3 separate regions of the Mus musculus genome follow, and regions 2 and 3 are each linked to region 1. Evidence: chromatin loops called from intact Hi-C (ENCODE). Cell type or tissue: left cerebral cortex. All regions are shown on one strand. Each heading gives the region's core, and the rest is flanking DNA. Links, peaks and the distances in the headings are about the cores only.

Region 1 (10,576 bases), core at 3,772-8,771:
TTAATTTTGGCTCTTGTAAGCACAAACACACACCTACTGTAACTCACACGAATCAGAAAAAAAATTATTTCAGTTAAAATTTAAGTTGCATTAGGTAACAGTTAAATTTGGTCCATCTGGAAAAAATATTCCTAGAAATTAGACTAACTAAACCTATACATACAAAGAACTATGATACAACTTAAGAACTTTACTCAGGAGAATACACTTGGTGACTACTTTTCATATTTCAAACTTAAACACTGATCTAAATCAAACTCACCCTAAACTATACAGCCCAGTATTAATTAATAACCCATACTTTTGCTTTAAGGTCAATCTTCTCTTATAAAATGAGGTATACACTGATTAGAGCTATGGCGAGAATGGAGGGAGATTGAAACAGAGGCCTAATATTACAATTGTCTGAAGTGTCCTTGTTTCTTTTAAGATGTTACCAAATATTTAATCATCAGCCATCAGGTTGGCAAAGGACATGATAAACAAAGCAAGTCTACCCTTCCTGCAGGCTCCTTCACTCTCTGCCAGCTTTTGACTAAACAGTCTCGTTAACTTCCTACCAAGTTGTCACCATCAGAAGCAGAAAATATTGAAAAGAGTCAGTTGAATTAACAGGCCATATAATGCATTCTGCATGCTAAATTAAAGCTTATTTTCTGTAGAGTTCACCCACTGAAAAGCTGTTCCCTGGAAGTGGTCCCTGTGGCCAGACCTGACATTTGATAAGATGCTGCTAGCCCCTCCTCTTTAGGGAAAACTGTAAGTGTTCTGCATCCAAAGCAGGTAAACAGTAAGAAAAACTAGGTGGCCTGTGAGATCCAGCAAAATAGGTAGCCCAACCTAGGGAAGGAGGGAGTCTCCTCGTGTCAGGTCTCAGCCTAGGGCAGTGGCTGCTTTCCAAGATGCTAACTGATAGTAATCTGTTAATCATCTTCAATTATCAGTCAGCAATCTCCTGATAAGTCTATCTCCTGCTAATTCCTCATACTCAACATTCTGTTCCAACTGCAGTGTTGTTTCTCATTTCTGATTAGATTCTGATAAATTCAATTTACCTACACTACTTCTTTGTGTATGGAATACATGCATACATATATTAATATAGATAAGATATAGATAAAGATAGAGATAGATGTAGTGTGTGTATGTTAAAACAGAATCTAAAAGACATGTTCATCACTATAAGATAGTATTCACTTCAGGTATGTCATATCCTAGGATATGAAGAGTTAGCTCCATGAACACAGAAACACAGGAACTCATAAAGGTATGCATAGTTATCCCCTCCTGCACCTAACCTATGGGTTGCTTTGATCTCAGACTAGAGATTGATTGTGTACTTCAGGATCAAACATTTGCTCCTCTCAAATTTGTATCTCAAAATCATCATCCACAAGGCAGCTCTGTGGAAGGCAAGGCCTCTGAGAAGTGACTATGTCATCATATGATCCTTTGTGAGTAGCATTAGTGGCCATGTAAAAGATACCTCAGGGCCTTATGCTTTCTACCATGAGAGAAAGCAGTGAAGATGGTATCAACTATGAAGCAGAGAGCAGGTCTGCTCCAGACATGGTGTCTGCTGGGAATGGCCAGAAGTGCATTTGTGGCCTTCATAAGCTTCCTGGGGTGTTTCAGGTATATTTTCATAGCCGTATGTGCTGGTTTACACAGCTGTATACTAGCCTTTCTTACAATATTCACTGGTGCATATGGACATCTCATTGTGATGAAAGTAATTAGTTCATGTCTTAAGAGCTCTACTGAGGCCACATTTGTGCCACTATACCTTTCCTGGGATCCTGCTGTCCTGTCAGGCATCCTCTACATGTTGTTCCTTGATCATGATCTTGGTAGGAACTGCCCCTTCTCACAACAGAATTCAGCCAGGAAGTCCGGGGACACAGTTTCACTGACCCCATTCCCCAAAGCTGTGAAGATGTGGAAACATAGGGACAACCAATAGACATTTAGTTTCAGGCACAAGGGATACTTTCTTTAAGATGTGAATTCCCTATGAAGAACACCACCTTAGTGTTAGTGTGGAGACTGTCAGCAAAACAGTTGAAGCAGTAGTGGAGCTTTTAGTTGTATCCTGAACATCAATTCTGTGCAAAAAAAAAAAAAAAAAATTAAGCATAAATGAGAAATTATAGTTCCTCTTAGGGGGAAAGTTCTAGAATGTGTATAATTCCAGGGTTGTTTATGAAATACTCAACTCTCATGAGAAAAATCCATTTCTCTTTCCTTTATCTCAGTTTTTTTCTCTGCTTCCCTCTGTAGGACTTTTCCATGCGCACGATGGTTCTCAAGAGGCACAGGTTGGTAACTTGTCAGCCTTAAGTATCGCTAACACGGTTTTCCTTTACCAAACTACTGAAGACCCTGAACTGAGTCCCACTGGCCTACTGTGAGTCACAGAAAGCTCAGAATGGTCAGACATGATTGATCTATGTAGCACAGGGTAGGATTAGCACAGCAGATCTTAATGACTCTACAGAGGAAAGTCGAGAAGAGAAAGTCAGTAGGAAGAACAAGAATAGGCACTAGGCAGGGCAGATACAACACAGCTTCTCCATTCTCAGAAATCACTTTTTATTTTAGCTAAGGATAACCCCCTAATTCGAGACTTAGCACACATTCCTTAAAGCCTTAGAAGAGATTTGGTGCTCAAAAGTTATATAACATTCACAGGATTTCAGAACCACTTTGTATTAGAGCTGCTGTGAAAGCAGTCATCCCTCAGCATACACTCAGGAAGTCTGAGAGGTCAGAGTTTGCATCTGATTCACACACATGTTCTATGTATGCAGAGTGATTGTTGGATCACATGTGGTACACACAATTATATACAATACATATACACACATATCATATATATATGTATATATATATATATATATATATATATATATATACAAAGTATAATACAATGTCAATATAATGCAACTAGTTATTATACTGTACCATTTAGAAAAGAATGAAAAGGAAGTCTGATTCCACAGTAAGCTTGGGAGCACATATAATCTATGGCTTGCCGAACCACGGTGCAGAACATTTAATACCAAGACCCAACAGGTCTGGCAGCTGCTAACACTGTAAGAGAAACAGGGAACTTTTCAGAGTCCCAACCTATGAGATGTTTTTCATAGCTAATGTGGGTCTGTGGTGGATCAGATGATGTGTGACAGAAGCCATTGGTTGAAACACAATAAGATTTCTACATAGCTAACTAAATTGGACTATCTCTTCCAAAGTTCCCGGGTTTGAGACAGCAAAATAGTTCTGAGCAGCAAATATACTCTATTTTGGGTTAAGGTTAGAATTCATATTGGCCTCTGAGAGTAATCTCTGGAAACTTCAGAGAAGGTGTGTGTGTGTGCGCGTGCGCGCTCGCGCGTGTGTGTGTGTGTGTGTGTGTGTGTGTGTGTGTGTGTTTGTGTGTGTGTGTGTGTGTGTGTGTGTGTGTGTGTGTGTGTGCAAGTTTGCGTTTGTCTTCCACACAAGGTGGGACAAGGATGACGAATGGTTCAAATGTTTATTGAAGATGAGCAAGTTCATTTCGCCATTCATTCATTCATTCATTCATGGGATTTTGTTAAGCATCTATGTGCTTCTAGGGAAGAAGTGGAAGCTGCATCTACTAGGCCTACAAGCTGCATTTCTTGAATTTCTTGAAAGGTTCACATTTCACATTGGCTTAACTATTTCATTTTTAGGGACCAAGTCATCAGAGGAAGGTGAAGCATGTAAACTGTAAATGGCAATTGCATTGTTTGTTGGTGTCATTATCCGATAATAAATCATGGAAGAAAAATGTGGGCAGGCATAGCTCCATCTTGGAAGGCCAATCAGAGCTTGGTGGGTCACATGAGAAGGGAACAAGAGCACTGTCACTTCTGAGTAAATCAGAAGCCAATCTCATTGGAACTAGCTGAGTGGAACTGCATCTGCACAGCATGCTGGAGGAGCTGGTGCTTTCTACACTTTAATCACACCCAGAGCTGATAAGTCCTAAACACTTTCCTCTCGGTGAACACTAGCAATTTCATTTCCAAGAGAAAATACTCCACACAAAAAGGTGGCATTTTTGAGGCTCTCCCTCTTTCTACCCCCATGTATATATCTCCAGGGTATTTAATGTGAAAAAAAAAAAAAGCTGAAATCTGCTCGCTTGGAAAGCTGCCATAGAAGTAACTTCTCTCTGAGCATGCCGCCTGCCGACTTCTCTCTTCACCCACAAAGTCGGTATCTAGCTGCTTTCTGTAGGAGGCCAATTCCAAATTCAGTTTCCAAACACCTGCCACTGCTGCTCTTTGATTCCATTCTCAAATGCCATTGTGGGGAATCTGTTCAAGCAATCACCGCCGTGGTTGAAAACCCATGGAAATACAGCTGCTACATAATCTGTCTACATCCCTCAACCCCGGTGTTGCTGTAAGGACCACAGCACTGTCTATCCTACGCCAGCCTCAGTGCAAGTCAAGGGATGAGCACAATGACCCCCTAACTTGTGGCCAATCTCCACCAACTCTTCCCTTCCACATTCTCCTCTGCCTTCTTCCTCTCCCTTACCTCATTTGTTCTCATCAGTAAAATGGGAAAGAACTAATTTTCTGGATTTAAAGAATTGGAGTTAGTATAAGTGGAGAGAAAGGCTCTTTATGGGGAGATTAACTGTCTTTGCTATAGAACCTTGGCCCCCTAGGAACACAAGTTCTCTTGAGTCTGGCCAGTGTTTTTCCTACGTTGGTGATTTTGGAAATCATGGTCTAGAGGCACTCCACGGAGTCTTGTTAACGTTGGTTACAATGTATGGCTTTTCAAATCTATAGAGACAGAAAGTAGATGAGCTGCCTGGGGCTGAGGAGTAGAGGCACTGACTGCAAATGAGCAAGCAACATCTGGGATGATGGCAATGTGCTAGTGTTGGGCTGTAGTGAAGGTTGCACAGTCTGTGAGTTCTAGTAAAAGAAACCAATGAATTCTACCTTTGAAGTAAATACTTTTTCTGCAATATAAATCATACTTTAATCAGCTGTTAATAAAAATTAAGATGGATTAGATGGGTGGACTGGCAGATATGTAATAGAGCAACTCAAGGAAAGTGATAACTGTGCAAGCTGTTTAGGGTAATTGTTGACTAATTAGTGTTAGGTATTTGATATTCTAACTCATCCATTTATTGGCATAAATATTTGGCCAATGCCAGTAGTCACTTCTTGCCATTTTCCTATTTCTCTTAGTGATGGAAATGTTCATAGTAAATTTTCACAGAAAACAGATGTGACAGCTCTAGGCTTTGGGGGAGTGTAGAGCTTTCTACTGTGTGGAGATGATAAATACAACCATGGTTAAATAACAAAAATGGAAGCCAACCCAACCACTGGCTCTCTTTGATAAAACTATGTCAAATGTGCTGAAAGTCTGGGGGAATTATAAGTTTGTCTATTATATGGGTGATGAAATGAAGTCTAACTCATGCTACAATGTACAGATAAAAGGAAGAGGTTGAACAGGACACAAAGAACACGGAGAAGCTGTCAGGTAGCCTCTGGTGTAAGGACCAAATGCTAGGAGCAGTTCACATGTCCACAACTCAAACATCATTACTCTGAGAAAGTACATGTGAGCACAACCCAGAATGGACTGCATTATAATTAACTCAGCCATGCTAACTTCCGGGCTCTGTACAAAATAGAAAATCACATTGCATCTTCTGGAAAGACAGGAAAGAAGATGTCTTGCACTGCCGCTGTGGCTCCTGTAAGAGGATGGACCAACCTGATGTCAACCATCACCAATGAGAACTGACGAAGGGTGACATTTTTTTGACAACAGGCCAGAGACTTCTTCCTCTTTTCACAAGAACTTCTACACTTTTAAGCAAGCTTGTAAGGACATCATATATGTATTTATTTCCTAGAGGTCAAGCTGTCATTGCTGAACATATTGGAAACTCAGAAGAGCAGCAGGGAATGGCTAGTATCCTCTTGTCAGAAACCCTAAAGGGAATTGATCAGCAGAAGTCGTGAAGTTACCCCAGCACAACATGCCACTGAGACTTTTTTGCCTACTTGGCTCCAAACTCTCAAGTCAGTGGCCAAGATTCTTTGACTTTGAGAGGAATCAAGCCAGTGCTTTTCAAAGGTTGAGTCAGATGCCATATTGGAGGGGGAAGGTAGTGGGTGGCCACATGTACAGAGGAGAATGTGGGGGAGAAACATCCTGGGCAAAGAAACTCAGGAAGCACCATTTCTTTAACACCCCCATCGCTCCTTCTCAGAGATTGCTTTGCCTTCTGCTTCTACCCAGTTCTCTTCTCTGATCCTAAGGCTGAATGAGGGCTTAATACAGGCAGAGATGGAGAGGTGTCACTCTATTCTGTGTCTATTTCCTTTGCAAATTGAACACCTAACCACAGGGTTTTATTTCAGATTTGAAGGACTTTCCAAAGTGAGTTTTGCTAACAACAGTCACAACCACAACCACAACCAAAACCACAATCACAACAACAACAGAGCTGCCTCCAGGCAATAAAGCTTGTGTACACTGACAAAAAGTAATTAGTTTACTTCTGAAGAACACATGGTGCAGTCAGAAAGATGGGCATGTAAGTGAATTAATTACTAAGCAGTTAAGCAAGAACAAAAGCAACAATTAAAAGTGTTTAGCCACATGTCACTGTGTCATAGAACCAAAAATATACAGTAATGGTGCATTTTCTTTTGAAACACTTTTGAGTATGATTACCAATAACACACCTACTAGTTATCAGGCATTTCTGCCACAACCAGGTGATATGATACAGTGCATTGGATCTGATATCTAATTTAAACTTCACAACGAACCACTAAGAAACTACTCTTTTAGTGTCCCCAGTTTTCCAAATGAGTAAAGCTCAAATGAATCTGCTAAAATAGTTTGCAGTCTACCAAAGTTTTCCATCCTGGAGGCTTAGCTGCAAGCAACATGCTTGTGTATCTTTGAACTGGGTTCCAAGTTCAACCATTGGCTATCTTCTCCACAAAACAAACCCTGAAGAAAACTATCCCCTCCCTATAAAGTTAGAGCCAGCCAGAGAAGATTTCCTTGGGAGGGATCGCTTTGCATGTGCAGATCTAGCTTGATGAAGCATTTATGGTTGGAAGAAAAAAAACACAAAGAAACATTTTAATACAATGAAAAGTCCCAGATACTACCAATATTGTGCAATAAATTCACACTCTTGGAATTCAATGTGGTTTTAAGCAGAGCCTGGGAGAGACTTTCCATGTCTGTCTAAACTTGGATTGAGAGGGGACAGCCAGGAGCTGGAAGGGAGAGCTGGAGAGATAGATGGACTGGCGACTAAGAGCACTTGCTGCTTTTGCACAGAACCTGAGCTAATTGCCAGCACACATATGGCAGCTCATCATGGCTTATAAATCTATCCCCAAGTGATCCAACCTGCTCTGTGGTATATGTAGTGGCCCCACACACATGCAGAACTCACACACATAAATCAAAATTAATCTTTAAAAACAACTCAAACTTAACACTCTGTTGTAGAACTGATCACCATTAGTTTTCTGAATCCCTTTAAGCCTCCAACTTCATGCCTCCACTTTCGTTTGGTGGTTTGAAATGATCACTGCTTCCCTGCAGTCCTTTAAGAGGCTTCCCTATGTAGGAAATAACGTGGTGTTTGGATTCATTCTCCGAGTTCATGTGTGCTCGCGCTGTCTCCAACTTGAAAGGTTGAAAGGGACTGGGTGAATTTCAGCCCCCGTAATTATGTTCTAATTTGTCTTCATTTCTTCTCCTCGTTTTTCATACAAGGTTCTTACCACAACTCAAAACATAATTGTGTTGCTTAATTTTTTTCTTGTCCAAAGGAAAATAAGTGGAAGCACCCTGAGTTCCTAATGACATGTGCTTTATTTTAGCTCTATTGCTACTACATGAAACATAAACAGAGATACTAGGATATATGCTTACATGTGTGAGTGTGTGTGTGTGTGTGTGTGTGTGTGTGTGTGTGTGTGTGTGTGTGTGTGTGTGAGAATATAAAAGAAAGGGAATGATAGAAGGAAAAGGAGGAGGAAGAGAAGTATGGGAAGTAGAAGCAGACAAAGAGGAGGAAGATGAGGAAGAGGAGGAAAAAGTAAAGAAGAAGGAACTCTTAAATTATCTAAAGGTCGGCAGGCAAGAACACAGTCTCAGCAGCTAGGAATGTTTACTTCTCTTGTTCAGTTCCCAGCACCTACATTGGGCAGTTTAAAATTACCTGTAACTCAGGCTCTAGGGAATCTGATGTCCTCTTCTGGCCTACACACACACACACACACACACACACACACACACACACACACATACACGGTGCACATGCATTTACACAAGCACACACACGTGCACATAAATTAAGGATAAATAAGCCTTTAGGAAAGAGGATTCAATGTGCATCCGTGACTGTTTGTCTCGGGGCTCTCAACGGCTCTTTGCTTTATATATGTGCATCCTCCAAATGGTCCAACCATTTCTTCTGTGTGCACCACAAGTTCCCAAACCATTTTGGAGTCCCTGAATTCTGTCCTTCTTGGCAGCACCCACCAGTGATTACTACCTTTTCTAGGACTTGGTTTGTCTCTTGTACATGTTTGTAGCCGTGACACAATGACCAAAGCATGTTCTAGAGACCAGATTGGTTCTGTGACTTGAGCCAGACCACTCTAAACTTTTACTTTTCAGACTTCAAATGAAAGACAGTGGTTGATGTTCTGTCAACAGTTCTGACCATTTGATCACATTAAGCTATATTATGTACCTAAAACATACCTTATAACAGGTTCTACACAATGAGTTAAAATGATAAAGAGAGCAAGAAAGAGAAGTATAAATTCATTTTCTATTTAGATCATAAATTCATGGATATCAAGGCTAACACACTTAAAGTACATTTGTTTGTTTGTTTATTTATTTATTTATTTATTTGTCTGTTTGTGGTCTTTCTTATAGACCAGGCTGTCATCAAACTGACTCTAGCTGAGGCTGACCTTGAACTTCTGACCTTCCTTGTTCCAGCACTTGAGTGCTGGGATGTCAAGAACCAAACACCCGACTTTGTTTATGTGGTTGCAGAGACCTGATCTCAAGGACTTCATGCATGTGAGACAAGCAGTCTAGTAACTGGGCAACTTCCACAATGGTAAGGTTTTACTTTCATGACTTTTATGTTTCCCATATTGTAACATCACAGGAAGGAAGTGGATGTGGAGTGGAGGTGGCCAGGGGAATGTCGTGAAGTGATCATTGCCATATGCATATAAAATCATGCCTCCAAGAGGCATTGGTATGGACATGAAGAAAAGACAGCTGTGGAAAGTCTGTGATTATGACTGGATGGCAGCCACTCTCCTTCTGTGGATGGTCATGAAAGCACATAAGACAACTGAAACACAAGCAAACAGTCCTTGCACGTGTCACAGAATCACTTCATGGTTAGTTAGGGACACAGGCGAGCATGCACTGGAGATGAGAAGGGCACGACATTTTCCATCAGTAAGTCAGTCTGTTGGAACTCAGCTGTGCTGAACTTAGAAAATTGCACTGGGAACCATGGTGACCCCATGCTACAGAAGCATTTTGATATAAACACTCCACTTTTGGTAATCAGGACTTTTAATATTACTGTTTCAGCTATATGCTATCCACATACACATTACAATATCTTCTTTCCCCACATTAATGATGTTCCGTAGAAATAAAGATAAGACTAAGAACCAGGAAGCTGTTTCCATGCTCCAGTCTCTTGCTCTCCTGCTGTCTTCTCTGCATACAGGAATCCTACTATAGGATTTGCTTGGTATATAGTAATTGCTCAGGAAATCAATACTTCAACATACAGGAGTTAAACAGACCTGCCTAGAGGAGATATGACATATCTGAGGTCACCAGCTGGCTCTCTTTCTCTGTTTCTGCAGTGTCACCACAGGCAGGAACTACCAGGCTATATATTTTTCTTGCCATTCACAATGGTTCCTTTGGTGTGGATTTGAGAGATGGTCCTATATAACTCATATTGCCTATGTAGGCACATGATTCTGATTAGACATTAGTAGTTGTTGAAAAGTTACCATCCATGCCTTTTCTTGAACAAGAGACTTCAGCAGGTAAGTGAAATAAACTCTTACCGAGTCAGTTCACAAACTATTACTACCCAAAGATGTGGGAAGTAAAATATCAAGGGTTATATTCAGAGGCCCACTCAGTGCTTCTCTTCTACCACCATCTGGTGTAACACAGCAGGCTCCCTTTCTGTCAGATTAATGTGTTCAATTGTCTAAGATAAATAGTTAACTAGAAGTATAGGCAAATTGAGCCCTAGAGCCAACTTTGAGAGACAGTGAGCCTCAGCCCCGAGAGTGACTAGTTGCCAGTTTCTCTGTTAAGACTTGTTTTAAACAAATGTATACTACCACTTATATTGCAAGCTACAGGCAAGATATTCCAGGAAGCAGACGCCCAAATCTCCAAACAGGCAGCCCTCTGAGTATTGGATTTACAGAGTGACTAGCAGTGTGCTACCAAATTAAAAATC
Region 2 (10,576 bases), core at 3,037-8,036, 250 kb after region 1:
TTCAAAAAAGCCACCATTAGTTGGCCTTGGCACTTAAATCTATACAGGTGATGGCACCTGTGAGCTCTGCCACATGAGCAAGGACATCTCCTTTTTAACTTATATTTAAAAAAAAAAAATCACTTCATGTCTCTTGAGCCTAGTTTGAGTCAGTATGCCTCCTTGGACTGCTCTCTGGACCAAGAGGAAAGATCACAGTGCTAGGCTTAGAGATAAATAATGTCCCACCCCCACCCTAAGCTAAGAGAGAGAGAGAGAGAGAGAGAGAGAGAGAGAGAGAGAGAATAAGGGAGGTGGCACATGGGAGACATTAGAATAACAATGAGAAATGGGAACAGATATTGAAGAGATGATCCATTTATGATCAAAACTGTACTTTTTTACAGTTTTATATACTTATAATTTTCCTACTTACAAAAATACATAGTCATGTTTTCCTCTCTTTGCTATCTCATGTTAGAATTTTTTTTTAGTTTTACTGTGATATTTGTGTACATATATATGATGAATCTCCCCCAACTGCTCTCCCCCATACAGCCTCCCCCCTACTTGTTGGTGCTGTTCCTGCCCCTAAGTAGTCTTTTTTTTTTCCTGAGTTCATGTCGCACATGCACATCAATTTAGAAAGGTAGAAAACTCAAGATCTAAATAGAGAATTTGAAGTCATCTCTGATGCACCACCACAAGGTTTGCAGCACTCACATGCAAGTGTGCATGTACCTAGCACTTCTCTGAGCATACATATCCATTGGATTTCTTACTTTTCTAAATACTGAACTGTCAACATTTTCTGTACTGAGCCAAGTATGGTGACTCCTTCCTAGAATACTAGCACTTGGGCGCAAAGGCAAGAGGATACTATCAATCCTAGGGTCGGCCTGAAATATGTAGTAGTGTGTCAGGCGTACACAGTGAGACCCTTTCTTGACAAAAGTAAGAAACACTTCAAATATGTCTTGCAATTTTCACCCCCTCTGGATATTACATTTTCCAAATCAGTAATTCTCCCTTCAATGGTGTCTTTATCAACATAAAATACTTTTCTTTTTCTGAATAGTCCATATATGTTGGTCATCTCTAATGTGGTTGCTCCTATTTTGGTGAGATAGAGCCCAAAAAGGACAATGTTTCTCTATGGGATCCTACCTGGTAGGAAAGACTCCATCTCCTTTTCCTTCTAGGGAAGCAATCCTCTTAACTTTTCTTAACTCCCTGTGTTCGTGTAAGTTTTATTTTAAAATTTCTAAGTTTTCTTTCGATATTAATATGTCTGATTAACTATTCTCTTTGGTCTGGTTTTCATTTCAATTCTAGGAACTAAGGAATTTCCAGTAATAGGACAATTTTTGTAAAATGTGTATTTTAGCCAAGGTCTCATACCTGCTAGAGAAACACACCTCTGCTGACCCCCACTACCAGCACCTTCCCTGAGTCTTCTTCCTTTTGCTTCTCTGTTGTTGACCTGGTCAGTAAGACAGTATGACAGAAATGACCAAATTGCTCTGGAGCCCGACTACACTGTTCTCAGCTCCACCTGGGTGGGTGTACCTTCTGAGGCTATGCACAGGATCACTGGAAGATGCTTATCAGCAGGGCTGATGTACTGTTAGCTTTGATCAAGTTTTTTGTTTGTTTGTTTTGTTTTGTTTTACTTATTTTTATACTGTAAGATTTTTTTCCTCAGACTTTTAAGATGTTTTCATACTTCCTTTGCAAATTCAACTGTATTTGAAACATCCACAAGAGCCCCCTCCTCTATTCATCCATTGCCCCATCCACTTTACGGGTTTTAACTCAAATTCTCTAGACTTGGTACTGGTAGATCATTTCCCATGGAGTCTCACCTGGCTCCCCACTCTACCTAGCCTCTGATCCTTTCTATCCCTGAGAGTCAGTGTTGCTTCCGTTTGCAGTAGTGTCTACTGCTCTGTGTCCTGAGTCTGCTGCTCAAATCCATACCATCCGGGAAAGCTCAGTGGCTTTCAGCCCGTCAAATGTATCACATTCTTCTTGATTCGAAGCTTTTATCCATTCTCTTGCCTTTCTATCATCCTGTTCTTTACCCACATTGGTTTTGCGCACCCTGGGTACAGACTTTCTCTGATGCCATCACTCCTTGCATTACCTTCCCAAAATGCACAGTGTATAATGATGTCTGAGGTAGGATCCTATTTGTTTTGAGACAATTATCCTATTGGGTAGCACTGACTGGTTTGAATCTCCCTGTCCCTGCCTCCTAGATGTTGGGAGTGTAGGAAGTGCCACCAAGCACAGTTATACTTGATTATTTTAAAAATCAAAGATCTTGGGCTGGAGAGATAGTTCAGTGGTTAAGAGCATTGACTGCACTTCCAGTGGTCCTGAGTTCAATTCCCAGCACCCACATGATGGCTTACAACATCTGTTATGGGATCCCCTGCCCTCTTCTGGTGCGTCTGAAGACAGCTACAGCGTACTCACATACAAAAATAAACAAATCTTTAAAAACAAAATACCCACAAACTGTGTGATCTAGAATGAAATGACATTCATTCATATTCACAATCTAATATCATTTTCTTCCTCCCTAACCATCTGCTGCTCATCACTGTCCATTCACCCTTTCCTTCTGCCATTAATTTATTTAAGTACCCATTCATTCAGCAATCTACAGAGACCTGAACTCAAGAACTCATGAAAAGATGGTAGATCATCCCACCCAGGTTCTTTACCTCAAATGCTTTCCAAATTCAGGGCTTTGGTAAAATCTGAAAGCCCCCTGTTCTGATCATTACTGTTTGTTTGCTGTCTGGCAAGATACCTGGTCCATAGTGGGTACTCAATCAATATTTATAGAAAATATGAATAAATGAATGTGTGAATGAATGAACAAACTCTGTCACTTCTCACTTATTCATGTTTGAGATGTTTTATAAATTCTTAGCAAGATGTTAAGTGAGTGGTTGGCAGTGGGCTGAGCGGGAGGAGGCTGGGAAGAGATTCAGATGATGTGTCTGTGTGAGCATGGGTGTCTGTGTGGGATGCTGAGACTCAGCGTGCCTAAAAGGGCCTCTCTCACCACATCCCAGCACCAGAAGGAAGTGCTCTTCGCCTCCTTTCTCGTTTTCTCTTTCCTATCCTTTCATTTCTTTCTTCTCACACAACATATTGACAGTGGGCCTCCTTCCCCACTCTTGGTCTCCACCCTCACATACAGCGTTTTTTATACTGTAATGGAGAATGTGTGGCACTTGTAATGGTGCCAGTTCAGACAAGAGAACCTAGCCGTTACTAGTTTAGAGCAAAGGGAAAGAGTATTGTAAAAGGAAGTCGAGGAAACCTTGGGCTCTGTTCAAAAGGAAGAAATGCCCCTACTTATATTCCTTAAGCCAGAGGTTTGGCAGTGAATCCCAGTAAGGGATGATGTATTTATGCATCCATGCCCCGAGACCCTACCCCGAGATCCATCAAATTAGCATCTCTGGATGATAGACTCTGGCAATGGTATTTTTCACAGTTCCCTAGTTAGTTCCAATATGCAGCCAAGTTTGAAAACCACTGTGCTAAAACAAAAACTTATTTTGGTAGATTTTGTGTCACTATGGCAACACCAGAAATACCTGCAATTTCTTAATTAGTTGCCAACTAAAAAATACATTTGCTATGTTTAACAGATGTAAGGTTAGTCCAATGTAGGTATATTTACTGAGTGCTTACTATGTGCTTTGTATGGTAATAGCTATCATATGAAACTTTTACTTCATTGTCATGGTTACACACACACACACAAACACCCTAGCTCTTATTTAAATTCACAGAGTAGATGAAGAGTAAGTGTTCCAAGGAGTGTCTATCAGATTTCAATGTTGCTTGCTCTAAATATATCTCTTGTCTTGGTTTTCACTCATGTTAATCCAACTTCTCTGTTGAGCTGGCTGTAATTTTAGTAGTCTTTCCTATGATACACAGAAGATCCATTTCCTGGTCATCATTAGAGGTGGGAAGCAAAGTCATTTTGGGCCAGCCAAGGTATGTGAACATCTTTTGGAAAGTTGCCTTTCTCTCACCCAAGACATAATTTTCCCTTTGTATCCAAACATGAGAGGCATGTCACTACCATGTCACCAACAGTCCTTTCGAAGGAGGGCTTAAGGTGAGAACAATACTAGGAAATGACAATGAATACATGAGGTAGGAAAGTCCTTTGTTTAGGAAAACCAAGCCCAGTGCACACTCGGCCCCAGATTCTCTTTACTAGAGATTAAGGCGGTTAGACTTGGGATATTGATCCTCACCTTCTCTTGTGGTTGGACACCAAACTGCCTATTCTGGCTGGCCCATGAGCTTCCAGGGATTCTCAGGTCTCCGCCTTCCAACTCACTGCAGGAGTGCTAAAGATGACAGATGCGTGACATCACATCTGGCTTTATGTGGATTCCAAACATTTAAACTCTGGTACTTGCATCTGTACAACAATCTCTTTACGCACTGAAGCATCTTTTCAGCCCCTGAACGCTCATTTTAATAATAAATTAGGATCCAAACGTCTGAAGTGATTTATGCCAGGCAACACAGTTTACCTGTCCTGCATTACGTAAAGCTGGGCTTTGCTCTCAGGACTTTCTCCTGCCTCCCCATTGCTCCTCCCACCAAGCTCTAGAATCATCTTCATTGAGAATATTTGCCATACTTTTCCCATGTGCTAAGTAAGTTGTAATGACCATAGTCTTTGAAATGCCTTAGATTTCCTTGGAAGAAACTCTCTAGAAATATATTCTCAGTCCTCTTTCAAAAGACGTACCCCAAACCTATGGATACAATTTGATTTTCAGATGTAGGCATCATGAAATAATATGTAAAGCTGTTGAAAATACAGATCACACAGCTCACCCCCAACCAAGAAAAACATTAAAAATTCTACCCAGCTCAGCTGCTTCGGTACACTTTTACACTACACATGATGTTGCTGAATATATAAAATACTTGGAACTAAATTTAAAACTGCCCCCCCTCCCCTTGATTAACCAGATTGTCCCCTCCCCTATATATAGGAACGCTATGTGCCTGAGCCCACTTGCCATCTGTCATCATATTTTCCAAACTTCTCTTCCACCCCCTCCTCTTACACAATTTTATCACATAAAAATATTAGATTTCAGGGATTTGTATAATTTCATGAAATTTTCTGAGCCAAGTGACAATGGAGGAAGGGCTGGTATATGAAATTGCCCAACGTGTATCCACAGCAATCATGATACCCTCTAGCAGAACTTGCGTGGCCAAGAATAGCAAGTCAGTTTTCCCCCAGTGTAACATTTCCTATTAGTAAAATTTTCGAGTATTTCCCACATTACAAAGTAGAATTCAGATAATTTTCAGAGGTTTCTGACTCTTATAGCATTATAATGCTTTATTACCCTTGGAGATGTTTAGTGACTTTTCCTACATCATTGGGAGAATGTTCACAAGTCAACTAGAGATTGGTCACTTTGTGTGCCCTTTCATGGTTGGAGATACGAGTTTTACCCAGATAAATACATGCTGCCTCTAAGCCTAGATCCTTCTACTGGAGACCTAAGAGTCTACCTTGGAAGCTTCATTTCTGTTTCTCACAGGCAACCATGAGACGTTCCATCCAATACTTCTGTTCCTGAGCCCCAGGAAATCAATGAGAAGTGTTGATGGAGGTTAGCTCTTAAGTATAAAACTTAAGGTGAATGGTTCTCTTACAAAGTTCTCTCCTATCTCTCTGTAAGCTTTTTGAAGAGTTTTGTAATGAGTATCCTAACATGACTACTAAGCAGCCTACTCCCTCCCCTCTGTCTCTGGGTTAGTGCTCAAAGCCCATTGACCACAGTGCTCTAAAATAGTCATGATTGAAGGGAAAGTCACATGACTCATGCTTGTCCAATTAGGAATTTCCATGTACTGTCACCAGATAATGGTCCAAATGTGCAAACAAGACCAAAGAATTCCCTTAAGGAGAGTCCAATTGAATTTCTGAGGCTACTAGTAGCTTTGTTTGTTTTTTATGTAAATATCTATCTATGATTGCTGAAAATATTAGCAGACCCACAGGTAAAGGAAAAAACTAGAATAGGCACCACAATGGTTACCACACAGTTTGCTGCCCCCTGCAGTGCTCTTAGGAAACCTGTTTTCTTTTACACACATACACACAGAGCCAGGGAGAGAGAGAGGGAGGGAGAGAGAGGGAGAGAGAGAGAGAGAGAGAGAGAGAGAGAGAGAGAGAGAGAGAGAGAGAGAGAGAGAGAGAGAAGTGGAGGATATAGGAGGTTTTTTTATGTGTACATATATGGTTTGTGTACCATGTGTGTGTAATGCCCACAATAGCCAGAAGAAGGCATTGGCTCCTTGGAATAAGAGTTATGGGTGGTTGTGAATTGCCTAGTATAGGTACTGGGAATCAAAACTTAGTTCCATGGAATAGCAGCAAGTGTCCTTAACCACTGACCCATCTCTCCATCCCCAAGATTTGGGTTAAGAAAGGAGTTTACATACTTCTTGTTAGCTATAACAAATCCTATAGCCTGCCTAACCAAGAACTGGAGGAATATGCTTAGAAGGAAAAAAGTTGGAAATAATTAGACAATATCCTGAATAGTCACCCAAAGGATTATTATTGGGTCTCAGGATTCACAGGAGGAAGTACAGTGTGAAAGGATAGCAGGCACCCTGAGAGCCTGTCACTCCGAAGTCTAAGTTGAATCAAAGTGAGCATGACTCTAAATACCAAGCTCCTTTATGTCCTACCATGGTGATATCCTTCCTAATCAGCTTTGCATTGGATCAAATGGCATGCCATGGTTGAATGGAATTCTAGGTTCCATGAGAGAGGACCAAGTAAGAGATTTAATACCTTTAGATTTGGTGAGCTGGGAAGTGAGAATCCACTTTGCCTTCTTAATAAAATACATTTGCATAATATTACAGTGCTTAAGAGTAGTATGGGTGATAGTCTTTAGATAGATTTGAGTTCAGGATATGATAATATAAGACAAATAAAAGGAATAAGGGAAGGAAGGAAGGAAGGAAGGGAGGGAGGGAGGGAGGGAAGAAAGGAAGAGGGAGAAAGGAAGAATAAAAGAAAAGAACCAAGAAAGGGAGAAGGGGAGGGAGGAAAAAAGGAAGGAAGAGACAGAGACATGGGAGAGGGAGGGAGGAGGGAGGAAGAAAATGGGATGGAAAGAGATGGGGAAATAAGTAGTTGGATTCAGAGTTTATACAGAGACCTTCCCTATTCTTGAATACCCTAAGTATAATTCTTTCTTAAAAGGTTCAGGTTCAAATATTTATGAGACAGAGTTACTATTCCTTTTAGGGGCTTGTCAAGTGTAAAAGAGGAGGAAAAATCTGTTTGTGAAGGGAGTTTACAGTACACTTAAAGTTTATTTTAAAAATAAATAGGACTTGATAGATAGGACAATAAAGCACAAGCCCCATCAGTAACCTGCCTGCAGCAGTAACAGGGAGCCTCTGTAGGCTGCCAGGAGCCAGAAATAAGAATGAACACTTCTCAGCAGAAAGTTCCAGGAATACCCACAAACAAAGAGGATATCTGGGATACGGCATCTGTAAGCCAAGTGGCTCTCTGTCACATCACAGTTTGTGTGGAACACACCCACAGAGGTAGAGTCACATCTGAATCAGATGTTTCTGGCTTCCTTTGCACTGAGTCCCCATTTTTGTTCTAGGTAGAAATGATGATGCCATTTACAAGTTAGGGAGGGATCTTTTAGAAAAATAGAAAGCCAGGGGGAGATTCAACTTTGTAACACCTGGGTAATCATGTGGCCAAAACATGCCCTTGTGTGCCCAACCCCTACCCCAATACTTACTATCTTTTAATATTCTCACTTACAGAACACACAGGGGTATGACTAGTTATTTACATGTGCCTATTGTGTACTGGACAGGACTGTAGGAACCAGGAGGGCAGACATGAGAAAGAAAGGCAATTTCTACCTTCATGGAACTTCATATTTTATTGGAGAGAAATGTGTGTACAAAGACAGATACAGAAAGTGGTTACAGATAGGAGTAATAAAGAACAATCAAAAATCATGATATAATAGACAATTGGGGCCGAGTGGGATGGACTGAGGGAAGTGGACCATGGGCTCTCTGGGGTGACAACCTTTGATCCAGAGCCTGAGACATAAGTGTTGTTTATGAAACAACAAAGTACAATAGATACTCTGTCCTGTGTCAGTTAAGAAAGACTATGTCCAGAGACAAAAATACCATGTTGCAGGGTTATAAAGTGAGGGGTCAGAGGCTATTTTGTCATTTAACCACTGCATGCCTTTAAGGTAGCTATATGTACATTTTATAAGCCTGCATCTTTTAATCTACAAGGTGTATGATGGGGACAGAAAAACACTGCTCTGAAAAGTTATAGTGCTTGCTTTTCAGCTCCATGGTATGGACCCACATGCTCCCCTCTCCTTCTCTAAAATGCACATACAATGATATACACATAGACCATATGTGTCTTCTACTTTCCAACTATTATCAAGAATACAATCTGGACCAAATCAATGTTCATTCAATAAAATCTGAGTATAAGTGAAATATAACATGTTCATCCTTAGCCCCTTCCAAAAGTTATCTTTTCTGAAATGCCCCATTAGCTAAACTGAAAAGATCCCTGGGACAGGCCTGTGACTACATTGCCATATGGGATATGCCCACATCTCCTTCTCAAACTTCTGCCACTGTTACTCCATATGATACCTTCTCTGCATCTTCTTGCCTCAGCATCCATAAATTCTAACACAGCTGATCAGGGTAGAAATGAACAATGACTCAGTGGAAGCCAACTGTCATCTTTCCACTGCTGGACATTGATATGTGGGTTTACAGATTTGCTTCCAAGATGTGAGCTTAGAAGACATTGGTTAGGTCAGTAGCAGGACTGAAAAGGAAGGGCACCTGAAGTCTGCCTCAGCATCACCAGGGCTCACTGGGGTGGAGTCTGTGGACTAAGTAGCTACTGACAACACTTCCTTGGCAGTTTCCACACTGACTCTCTTTCCAGTTCCATCCCCATTGAGGCCTTGGCAGCATGGTACCTCCCACTCAGGATTTCCAAGGAACGTCTCCCTGTCCTAGCCACAATCCTGTTTCTACCTAGACTTCTAAAACCAGAGTCCCTTCAGCCAAATTCTTTTCATTGAAAAGAGAAGGATCTTTCAACAAATGAGTTAGACTTGTAGGAAGATGTTCAGGGCAGCCAGATAAATAAAAGGAATAATCAGTCAATCAATAAATAAAATTTCTGCTTTCAGAAGACAGGTCAAATGGATGCAAGCTGCTGCTACTGCAATACATTCAAATGATATCATCAACAGAAAGGGAACTTGGGGCTGAGAACAGAAGGTGACCAAAGCTGACCTGGGAGCACTATAGAGAGACTGGGAGGTGAGCATTAGACCTACATTTTGGTAATAATCAACACACAACTTTGTAGGGCACAAACAGTCCCAGACCTTTCAAATGCTCAAACCCCTACTTGTCCTACTGACCTCCTAACATTGTAACCCTGATAATCTAATTTAAGTTGAAGAGGTTTGAAATTCTCTTTCAGCTGCCACATAAGAAAATATTTGCTCCTAGACATTCTTTGAAGAGCACTCTCTAGTCTATTTTCAATTGCTATAAGGGAAGACTGCAGGCTGGACAATTTTTAAAGAAAAGAAATTTACTATTACGGAAGCAGAAGAGGCTAAGGGCACAGTGGTAAGAGCCCTCAGGCCACATCAGGATATGGTAGAAAGGGAAAGTAGGCATTTGTAAAAGAACAGGCAAGAGCACGAGGTTAAAACTTATAGCAAACACCTTGCTTTTGTGACTAAGGAACCCACTCCTGAGATAGCAGCAGCCGCCCATTCACTAGGGCTCCTTCCCTGCTCCTGGCAGAAGTCCTACTTACCAGGCCCCACTTCCCAAAGCCCTCCACGGGGATCAAGCTCCTAATACAGGGACTGAGAAGATATGGACAAACCCCAGCCATGTAGTCAGTCCTCCGTGGTGGAATGCTTTTCAAATTTTTTTTTTAATTCTGTAGTTTATGCTCCTCAACTTGGGGATTATGGGTAGGCAGATAAAGCTTGTCATTTTTAAAAAGAAAGTGGTAAGCAGTGATCAGCCAATAGTCACTTCCAAGGGCCATCTGCGACAAGTCTGTAGAGCATTCCGTTTGCATAATACATGGGAAGTCTATTAAAATACAGCACACTGCTACAAGAAGGTAGAAAAAGTCTAAGCGAAATTACACTTCCTTGTAAAATAGTCCCTCTATTACTGGCAACAAAGCTGAGTATTTTTTTTTTTCTGTATTGCTTTAAATTGAAAAATCCACTGTTCAAGAAATCCGTGGATAGATGCAGTTTTGTCTAAGGCTGCAGACATGTTGCAGCTCTGTAAGGAGCAGGATGCTGAGCAGTGATCATTGAGCAGAGTAAATGCCTGTTTACCTGACCATCTCTGCTCTAGGGTAAGCAATCGCGAAGCCCTAGTCAGTCAGAAGAGCCAGCTGTGCGTTTGCTCACAATGCAGACCTATATATATGACC
Region 3 (10,576 bases), core at 2,736-7,735, 91 kb after region 1:
AAAGAGATTGTAATGAAAAAGAAGAGAGCCTGTAAAAATGAGAATTTGTTGAACTCCCAGAAACCAGAAGTATTCCACACAATGTGCCTGGGACAATTACTTAAAGGGGGAGGGAATTTATTCAAAATTTGCCTGTTGACACCTCCAAGAGATAATTCCAGTAGTCAGTGGTTAACACCAATTCCAATGTCTAATGGGCCTTTTTAGAATTTTGCGCAAATATTTGTGAGCCTCACAGCAGTTCACATACATTAAATAGTGTACTTTGAGATCCTGTGTGAAAAATTCCTCATTGAAAAGAAAGCCCTTTTGTGTCAGTTTTCTACCCTGAGTGAAAGTTTATGGCCAAATTAAAATCCCTGGGTGGGGAAAAAAAAAAAAAAGCCTGTGGTGGAGGTGCTGACTCAGCAGTGAGCCTCAGAGTGGCATGGGGACACTGTTTTAATGATGCTGGAGCTGTGCAGCATCATTCCTGAGATTAGCATATCCGTTAAAAAATAAGAAATAAAGTAAAATAAAATACTGACATCCAGCCACCAGAGCCAAGACATTTTGCTAGTGGTCAGCAGAAAGGGCATTTTTTTACATAAAGTGGAAGGTTAGGATATCCAATCAGAGGATTGGAAGGGGATCTCAGCATTCATAGAAGTCAGCTAAAACTGCAGAGGTGTAGAGTAGAAACACTTTTGTCCCCAAGCTCATTCCACAAGAATGTTTTTAGTAAGAGTTCTCATTGTCTGACTGGCTCCATCATCAGCCTACACACACTCTTTCATTGTTATGGAAGAATTTTCAGTGCATTAAATAAAATTTGTCTCTTGATATGTCATCAACCATAAATGAACTTAGTGCCCACACTCTTCCAGGCACTTGGAACAACTCCCTGATGAGCAGTTCTCACCTCCTAGCCTTGAGACTGTCACAGGTGTGCAAAGGGTCACAGGCAGCAAAAAGCAGCCATTTTAGCCCAGTCTAGGGGGCAAAGATGGCTGCCCCGTGACAGGAAATGAAATGTTTTAGTCTGTACTTCAGGAATGATTTGACTGTTGGCATACTTTCTTAGAATTATTAACTCATTCAAGCACAGCCTCAACTTCTTCAGGTATACAGTCTATTTTAAGACTTAAATTTTGGATGAAGCAACTAATAAAATGGAAGGATCATGTATTGGCCTGAGGGTATAGATCAAGGTCATAGCAGGGTTTGTTTGGAAGAGATGTTGGCTGACCCCCAGATCAGTATACCCCTCTGGAGTCATTCAGTGACATTTCAAACTTCAGTAGTACTTAGTTAGAACCTGGCTCATACACTGGAAAGGGCTGATCAATACATAAAGAAGAACAGCCCTTCAGAACATTACATGGAATGAAAAATAAATCACAGTGCCCTTGAAAGAAAAGCTACTTTTATTTAAGTTAATAAAGCTTTATTTGTTCTCTAGCTGTTAAGTTTATAGAAATTAAAAGTCTTGACTATTTGTCTTTTGCCAACATGAATTTAAAAGTAGCTTTAAAAAATCTCATTAACATTGTGCTTTTTTTTTATCCCAAGCTGATTCAATACAAAACACATTACCTCCTGTCTTTGCCACCAAAGTGCACATAAATATTTCACAAACCAATTTATCTCAAAATTTTTGTCATTCTTCATTCTGAGTCTGGACACAGTGCACACTGTAAAGCACTTTAGGTTTTTCAGATAGTATAATCAGAGAGGCAACAGTATTATTGTATCATTTTTGGCTTCTTGTCTGGGCTCAAAATATTCCTCTTGGAATATTTTCACAATTCAGATTGAGACATGGATACATAATGATGTGTACTCCTCAACAGATGTAATTGTGATAATTTAACAGAATACTGACAAAAGACTACACTACTGAGCCTTAGGGGAAAGGGTGAATAAATCTGATCTTACTGACACAGGTGGGAGAAATTATAGCCCCCATGCAAAGAATGATATAGAACATTCAGAAAAGTGGGGAATCTTCGATATTGAATTCAAAAGTGGGAAAATGAAGCTAATAGCCTTCTCTTCTCTTCAGCTGTCTTACTTGTACAGATTTGCATCTCCAGACAAATCATGCTCTTTATAAAGGAACAAATAGCAAAGAATTTCTGCTTTATAAACTATCCACATGCGGTATGACTATGCAGGTTTGCTGGTGCATTGCAGGCCTGACAATTGAAATATGAGGATTGTGCTCCAATAAAACTTTATTTAGGGAAGCAAGTGATAGGCTGGGTTTGATCCACAGGGCTGCAGCTTTGTTATTCCTGTACTAGAATAAGAAACTGTGTATCTCAACATAGAAAGCAAAAGGTGTCAGCATCCTCTGGCTTGTCCAAGGAGGAAGTATCAAGTCTCCATGCCAACAGGGTTAAATATAACAAGGAAGGAATGAAGGAATGAAGGAAGCTTAAGAATAGAATTCAAGCATAATGACTTGACTGTGATCTACTCATTACTCAGTGTACTAAGAAGGGGGAAAAAGGCATGAACAAACATTTGGAATGTTTTTACGATGCTTCAAAATAATAAACACATGACATGGATATTACAGTTATTTGGTTTTTTGTAACTCAGATTGCTGAGTTATTCTGCCACTTTTTGGGTGCTATGGTTTCAAGCTTGGCAAGTTTAAAATAGATGCTGATACTGCCTGCCTGGAGATGCTTAGTCCTTAGAAGTGAAGGCAAGGTCACAAATGGAATTCCAAACCAGAAAAGTGAGGGCTACATAGGTGTTTGAGTCTTTTATGTATAATAAGTACCTAAAATTGAAAGATATATTTTATAGTCAGCATATCAAGCATTTTAAGCACTTTACAGAAAAATACACGACCCTATGATAAACACGAGCATCCTTCTCCAGCTTCCTAAAAGACTCGAAGAAGCACATTTGAATTGCTTTGCCTCCAAGCATTACCATAACATTACACACACATACAGTTAAGGATATACAGCTCCATTGGATTCTCTAACAAACAGCTTTAAAGGCATGGCTTGGAATATTTTTAGAATGTGCTTCTAAACAGGCACATACTCTGAACACATGGACATTTGCATTTTGACCTACAAAGTCTACCCAGCATGAGTAAGTGGCCAGAAGTTCTGTTTCAGTGAGTCAGCTTGGGCTCTAGGCTTAGACAGACAACCTGGGCCAAATCCTTCTCTCTAGCCTTGGGATGTCAGTGGGAGGGGTCCAGACTCTGACTTCCTAAGTGGAAATCCCATCCATACCCATTAATGTTCACGTGCGGCAGAGAAGTTTTCTGGATCTTACCAGTAATGACCAATAAAAAAAAACAAAAACAAAAAAACAAAAAAAAAAAAAAAAAACAAAGAACTTACTAGGAGCTTGTCGCTTCTCTAATTATTCTGCATCAACTTTTCTCCTTACATCAACTCTGACATTGATACTCTTGTTACATCCACACAGAGATTCAGAAGCTGAAAGGTGTGTGTGTGTTTGTGTTTATGTGCTTGCAGTAAAGCATCCTATGTAGACTCACCAAGCTTAGAAGCAAACATATCTAGAACTATTTACCCAGCAAAATATGACCCACTGGTCAAATCCAGTCCCAGAATAAATCTTGTCCATGAGGCTTTATTGAGAAACAGCCACACCCATTCAATCACATCTAATTTTCAAATTCCTTACCAGATCTGAGTAATAGCAACAGAGAATGAACGCCCGCAAATCTTACATATGGGAAAAGTTCACTGACATCTGCGCTGAGAGCCCATAGAATGAACTGGCAGGTTTACTGGTAAGTTCCTTCCCTTATATCAGCCTGACTCTTCACTATAAGGGAAGGTTCACACCATGGACTTTAAAGAACTCCAGCAGCTCTCCACATCTAGCATCCATATGTATGCTGTGTGTCTTGCCTTATTTGACTGTAGAGTTTCTAGTGTTCTTGCTTTGGGAAGTCTGTTGTTAACATTACTAATAACTATCCTTGCAGGCAGCACAACCTCGAAAATGGTAATGGGCACACAATCTACCTCAGTGGTTTCAACCTATGGCTCACAACCCCTTGGGAAAACCTCTATCTCCTAAAATATCTACATTATGACTCATGACAGTAGCAACGTTACAGTTATGAAGTAGCATGTTAATGTTTGGAGGCACCACAACATGAGGAACTGTATTAAATGGCTGCAGCATTAGGAAGGTTGAGAACTGCTGGCCTAATTGCATCCGTTTAGATGAAAATACAAAGACATGTTACTTAAAATCCCACACTAGTTAGATGAAGAGACTTGAATCACTTCTTATGATGTCAGGAGACTATTCCCAGGAGATCAGTCCATCCCTGTAGTTTGCACAGGCACATGGTTCCCCACCTGTCTACTAGTTATGTCTGCCTTCAGCTTAGACTGTTAGCTGGGATCAGATTCTATTTGCTTACCTTTGTTCCCAGGAAATTGTACAAGGTGTATGATGAATCAAAATCTTATTTTACTAAGACTTTTAAGTAACTATTTATTAAGGTTTCCAGAGAATTTTTGTGAGCAATTCATACAATCTATACCTCACAAGTTGAGTTTGAACAAAGAGATTATTCCATTACATCATATGTTCCGAATGATCCCTGTGTGCAGTTATATATGAGGGAGGGGGTGCTTCCAAGCTTTGCTAGGAAGCCAGATGCTTGTCCTGTGCAATAGAGTGGGTAGATGCTTCTGAATTTGAGAGGTCACTGAGAAATCTCAGCAGTATAGTGATGAATGCTATTGTGAGAGATGTGGCTGAAATCAGAAGCCCTTTTCCTGTCAGTCCAGGATTGGCAAAAAGAATAAATGTCCAGCAAAGCCATTCTACCAGAGGCCCCAGTATTACGGCTGCTCTTCAGGGGTATATTTTCTAAAGGGCTTGAGCGAAGCTTCATGGCTGGTTTTAATTTCCGCTGATTCTAGCAGGAAGGTATTGATCTGTGGAACTGGTTAACCCTGTGGAGGAAGAGGCATGTCATCAGGGAATGAACTAACAGTGGGGGCTCTCAGCTGTTCTCCGTGGGCTGAAAAGATACAGGTTTTCATCATTTAATCCAAGTCTTGCAATCCAAGGAGCTCTGTCTCTTTGAATTAATAATAATAATAATAATAATAATAATAATAATAATAATAAACAATAATAACTGAAGGTGATGACTCTCTGCGCTCCTTGTAGTGGATCCAACATACTAAGACAACCTGAAAGTGAAATGTACAGTCAGAGACACCTGGAGATAAACTGGAGGATGCCATTCCCACTTAAAAATGACTAAAGAGACCACATGTGAGGTTTTATCATCTTGGATAAATAAATGGGGAGAATAAAGTCTGGGAGATGAGACTGTGGGATTACTTAGTCATGTCTATTGACGAAAAGACAGTTCCAGAAAGACTGAAAACTATGTTAAAAATAAACAAGCTGTATTTTTTCCCAATCTGCCTGTATGCCTTCCAAGCAAGGTTTTATTCTCTTCACTCCTACTGCATTTGGGATAATTCATTTCCAGTAAAGGAGAAGCTGGCTTCTCAGATGTTACAGAGAGAATTGTGATCCTGTAGGCTGTGGTGGCTTTTGATATCTCCTGGCAATACTCTACTTCTGACTCAAGATGACAGGTCCATCAATGTCTTCTACACACCACTAAACGTGGATTTCAGCCTCTATTTCTACAGGATGCTCTAAAGAAGGCTTTAAAGCACAAAAGCCATAAACAAAAACAGAGAAAAATGGACAACTAAGTGGCATTAGTATTAAATTTCCCTGCTCTCTTCTGAACACTCTCCAAATACATATTTCCTGCCCCACACCAATCACTTCTGAAATCAATCTGAATGAAAACACAGAGGGTAGGATAGGATAAGCCATACCCAACACTTGCAGAAAGAACCCAAGAACATTTTTCCTCTTTTCTCATTCATGGTGGCTAATAGCATTAGAATCAGGACGAGTTCCAATTCAACTCCTCGTGTGCTAGCTAAAAATAGATCCAAACTTTAGGAAACTATGCGGCCTCCTCTGACCTCAGGTTTTCATCTACATAATAAAGATATTAATACCAGCTTAACATTAAGAAGTTCATATGTTAGAGTATCCATTTATCCCTTTTCTAGAATTTAATACATATTCAATAAATGAAGATATTTTTATTTTGGAAATGAAGATAAGAATATTTATGATTCCAAAGTTCTGATCACCATCAATCAATCTTAACTAACTATTAAGGCATCAAATTGTTTACTATTTTGGATATAATAAGATAAAACAAGTTTATATGAATGGATAATGTATTGTACAGCCCAGACTATACTAGGCTATGTTGATACATTTCTTCTTTAGCGAATAACAATTATCATGCATCCATACTAATTATCCATTTCTATACTATATGTGAAGAAACTGAGCCCCAGAAACTAACATAATTTGCAAAATGTCATATTTCATAAGGAAATCCAGGGAGAAAGAAAAAAACCACCAACCAGACAAATAAAAGTGTCTACCTGACTTCCTGGCTGATATACAGGACCACTCACTACACACAGTACCCATAGTCTCAGATCACATGACCACTTCTGTAACTTCATCCTTCATCCATGCCCAGAGAGCCTGGCTCAGAGCAGCCAAAGAGCTTACAGACACAGTGGCATTTGTCTATCAGGCCTTTCTGCTTCTAGACCCTATCTGTCTCCTGGAAAATCTTAAGGTCCATGGATTTCATTCCCTAAGCCTGTCTTTGTATAGCAACTTTGGTCCTAGGCTTACCTCATCTCATCTACTGGGTATTCCTGACACTATTCTTAGTTTCTTCAAAATAGCTCCAGAAACAGAAATGGTACCCGTGGGCCAAATGCAGCCTGCCTGATCCTGGGGTTTAGACCACCTGGTACTTGAAGGGGGAAAAAAAGTAATAACCTAATTATTGCCACCACCTGCCTGGCATCACTGTTGCATGCCTGTCTATTGCCAGGTGTGATGCTGGCAGGCTTGGATCAATTAGTAATTGTAACTGAAGCTGAATGCAATTAATTACATAACTTTAAGCTGTTCAACTTTAATACCCTGAAATTACTGCACAAGACTGATTTTTAATGAAGTATTGCGGCAAACAAAGGGACACAGTCATGAATAAGGACTCTGCAAATGTTTTCTTCAGATTTGGACTCTATTCAAACCTTGGGTAACTTGTTCAGCTCTGACCCTTTCTGTTTCCCTCCTGGCACTCTAATGATTTGTTAATTTTCAGCTTCTGGTCCCTCAAAGTACAAGCTCTGTTTCTCAGATCATAAAGGGGCACGGCTTGTCCTGTGCAGCACATTATGACGGGAGCTCTACAAGGTGTGCAGGTAGGCACAGAGTCTGACCTAGGAGATTGCAATTGACAGTCATGGATTATCTTGAGCTCCGGCTCAGATCTTAAATAGGACATAAGTGATAGCCCCTCTCTACTTCCATTTCCTCATCTATAAAATAAGGATAACGTCAGTGCTGGGGAAATGAGGAGAGCATGTAATGTCTGGAACAAATGCTGATTCTACAGTACCATCCCTTTCTGCTAACACCGGCACAGGTCCAGGGATTGTCAAGACTTCTTAGGCTCCTCCATCATTATAGTCTTCACACGGATCAGTCACTAGTTCTGCAGCTAACCATGAGTTAGGACTGGGAATCTGTGCTCTATGGGTTCTCATCGTGAATTCCATTTAATGTAGATTATGTCTGAGGAGAACCAGTATGATTTCTTCAAGTCTGAGCTATATCTTAAAATGGGGGGAAGTATTACCTACCCCTCATGCTGTTGACCTGACAAACTGTAATAAGGCATGTAATTAATATAATCCATATATGTCAACTTTTATTTATTGTATGGCAGTTCACTATTAGAGGTTTTTTTTTTTCTTGATAATCCCTCTCTTATTTTTATTTTATGCTTTTTTGCTTCAGAATTTTGATAGCACAGAAAGTAGAGATTAAATGTTCCATGTGCATTCTGTAGATAATATAAGATGTGTGTGTATGTGTGTGTATGTGTGTGTGTATGCATGCATTTGCTCATGGCTGAGGCAAGGAGAATTATGTGGAAGTAAATAAATAAATTTTGGAGAGAGTGGAGCTAATCCTCCTTCCACATGCCTCAGGACAAGACAACCAAAACAGTGTTCAGGTAGCCAGAGAAGGAAAACCACACAAGGTCACTGGTACAGCCCAGAGCAGGAGGGGATGAGAAGAGACAACTACGAATCTCAAGGAAGCAGCACGTTTGGATACCATGGTATGAAGATCAATGGCTGCAAGCATTATTTATACAGAGACATGGTATTCTAACCAATTTCTTGAGATTGTACAATAATCTAAAAGCCAAAGGAAGTTCAGGAATGATTATAACAGAAGTTGGTTAAATGTTCACAGAACACATTTCTTCTTTGGGCAGGGGGGACTCGGGGAATCCCATTTAGCAGCACAGATTGCAGTAGGTTGGTCAATAAAGAATATTCATAACTGGTCCAAGTGCCATATATAAATAATATCAAGTGCTCAGCTATAAATGGGTTATCCTTTTCAACTTCTCCTCATCCAAGCCTGGGGTTCTTTACTGAAAAGGGGGCAGAAAGACTGTAAGAACCAGTAGTTCTGGACAAGTGTCAACTCACAGCAGCTGTAATTACCTGCACAAGACCTTCATAAAAGATCAAAACATTAAAAAACCCAGTATGGATGACATAGTGTCCCTGTGGCCGTACTCCTATCTGAGGGATCATTGGCGGTTGGTAATTGCTCAAGGGGAAAGCCACTCTCCTTTAAGGCTGTGTACACTGGTAATTTAGACATGCATGCCCCAGTGGATGGCCATATATTCATGTCCATATGGTTAGCACTAAATGAACTCAGGGTTGCTAATAACAATAAAAAAGAGACTTGAAGTTGGATAAAAGACAGGATTGGAGACACTATGAGAAACAGGAGACATGATCAATATATAGTGTATATGTTTATAACTCTTTCAATGAATAAAAGTATTTAAAATAATAGAAAGAAGTGAAAATGAATCATATGGCATGCATTAGATGAGCTAGCATTAGTCACTCTCAGTAGTCAAGTGATTGACACAGAATTTTCATATCTAAAAATGAAAAACTAGAAAACAGAGGCCAATAGATTTAAGGTAAGTAATGAACATAAAGTGAGTCACACATCTATGAATGAGTTTCTTGAAAAGAGGATTTTCCATGTAGCTGTCCGAGCAAAACTAATCTCAAAAGCACATGTTCTCACCCTGGGTTACCGTGGGGACTACTTCAGAGGAGCCATATGACAGGGCTCTCACTCAACATTGGAGTGTTGCCTCTTAGCCTTGAGAGAGCCATAGCATCATCAGATTGAATGTATCAAATCTTAACCGTTCTGTGGAGGTCTCTCTGGAAATACAAGTGATGCTAACACTCAGAGCCTGGAGGAATAAAATAAATAAAGCATAAACAAAGAAAATAAATCAGCCTTTGAGAGCTTGATTCTAAGGCTCTTCAAAGCCATAGAGGAGCTTTTCAACTCATACCCAGTGCGTCCGTAATCATCCACCTCCTCTGGCTTTCTCAACAAAACATCATTCTTTCCACTCCTTCATCTTTCCACTTCCCAGTTCCTAACCATGACCTTCCAGCTTCCCCCACTGCAGCACTTTCTAAATGGTCCTTGAAAGTGTCCAGTGACACGTCACAAACCACTTCATTCATTTCAGTAATTTGAAGCATCTGGGAAGTAAATACCAGATGAACACTAATTGGGTCTGATGTGAGTAGTTTGGTATTGATCTGTGTAGAGGCACAGCTGACACAGAACTAGACCACTTTAGATTGGTCACCATTTATACTATTTGCCTAGAAAATTTTGCTAAGCCTAAGCATCAATGGGGAAATAACTGCTGAACCATGAGCAAAGACAATGACTCTTTTTCTTATCTACTGATGGACCACAAGGGCATCCCTTGACTTGGCTACTTAAAATCCAGACTCCTTAATTATAGAGTTATGATCCAGCCCTCCTTTAGAAGCCAAGCTTACTTTCCCCTTCCTCTATATGGATAATGTGTAGTAGATTTCAATTTTCACTGCCTTTACCCTCCAGGCCCAAGACTTACACACAGAACTCCATCTCTGAAGTTCTATGTTGCCTGGTGAGGTGACAGAAATAGAATGAGCCACAAACCCTAGGATTTTTGAGGTAATCTTGTTGAAGTTTTGGCTCTTGAAAATGGGAAGTGTGATCTACAGAACATACACTTAGAGTTAGTGAGGACTTCCTCTTCGCCATTTTGGACGTTCCCGCTTAAAACTAAACTTAACATAAAAGAAAGGGCAAGTTAAACATGAAGCAGAGAGAAAGGCACCTGAGCTATCTGATGTTACATAATTAAATAAGTCACTTTTTATACTTCAGCCACTTTGAGTTGGTGTCTCCAAACACACCAAGTCTTAAGTCAGGAGGTTGATGGCACTAGAGGCAGATTTTCACAAAATGCTCTGCACATTGTACAACAGGTAGAGTACACAAAGAAGAGTTAATGGTGACAGGTGTGGAAGGT

What was found. Peaks named below come from ENCODE experiments on the same cell type or tissue, not always from the same donor. Only the 100,000 strongest peaks of a DNase experiment are listed, where the experiment ranks them.
Region 2: it touches region 1 in a loop (4-fold over the local background); 3 of 42 quality-filtered maps call a loop at or near these places.
Region 3: it touches region 1 in a loop (2.6-fold over the local background); 2 of 42 quality-filtered maps call a loop at or near these places.

What each region holds. Positions count from the first base shown.
Region 1 is chr6:96,343,284-96,353,859 of GRCm38, reverse strand. All of the region lies in intron 2 of Tafa1 (TAFA chemokine like family member 1), which reads right to left. Among named protein-coding and RNA genes, the nearest start is that of Gm26011, 210 kb to the left of the region's middle. In left cerebral cortex, for the core only: no CTCF peak of the experiment used is centred there; DNase peaks (open chromatin) are centred at 4,206, 4,800, 5,736 and 6,170; H3K27ac peaks cover 483 bases.
Region 2 is chr6:96,090,916-96,101,491 of GRCm38, reverse strand. It overlaps 2900060L22Rik. Among named protein-coding and RNA genes, the nearest start is that of Tafa1, 17 kb to the left of the region's middle. In left cerebral cortex, for the core only: no CTCF peak of the experiment used is centred there; DNase peaks (open chromatin) are centred at 3,073, 3,489, 5,021 and 7,580; H3K27ac peaks cover 348 bases.
Region 3 is chr6:96,251,352-96,261,927 of GRCm38, reverse strand. The region is part of intron 2 of Tafa1 (TAFA chemokine like family member 1); the gene reads right to left. Among named protein-coding and RNA genes, the nearest start is that of Tafa1, 140 kb to the right of the region's middle. In left cerebral cortex, for the core only: no CTCF peak of the experiment used is centred there; DNase peaks (open chromatin) are centred at 3,065 and 5,543.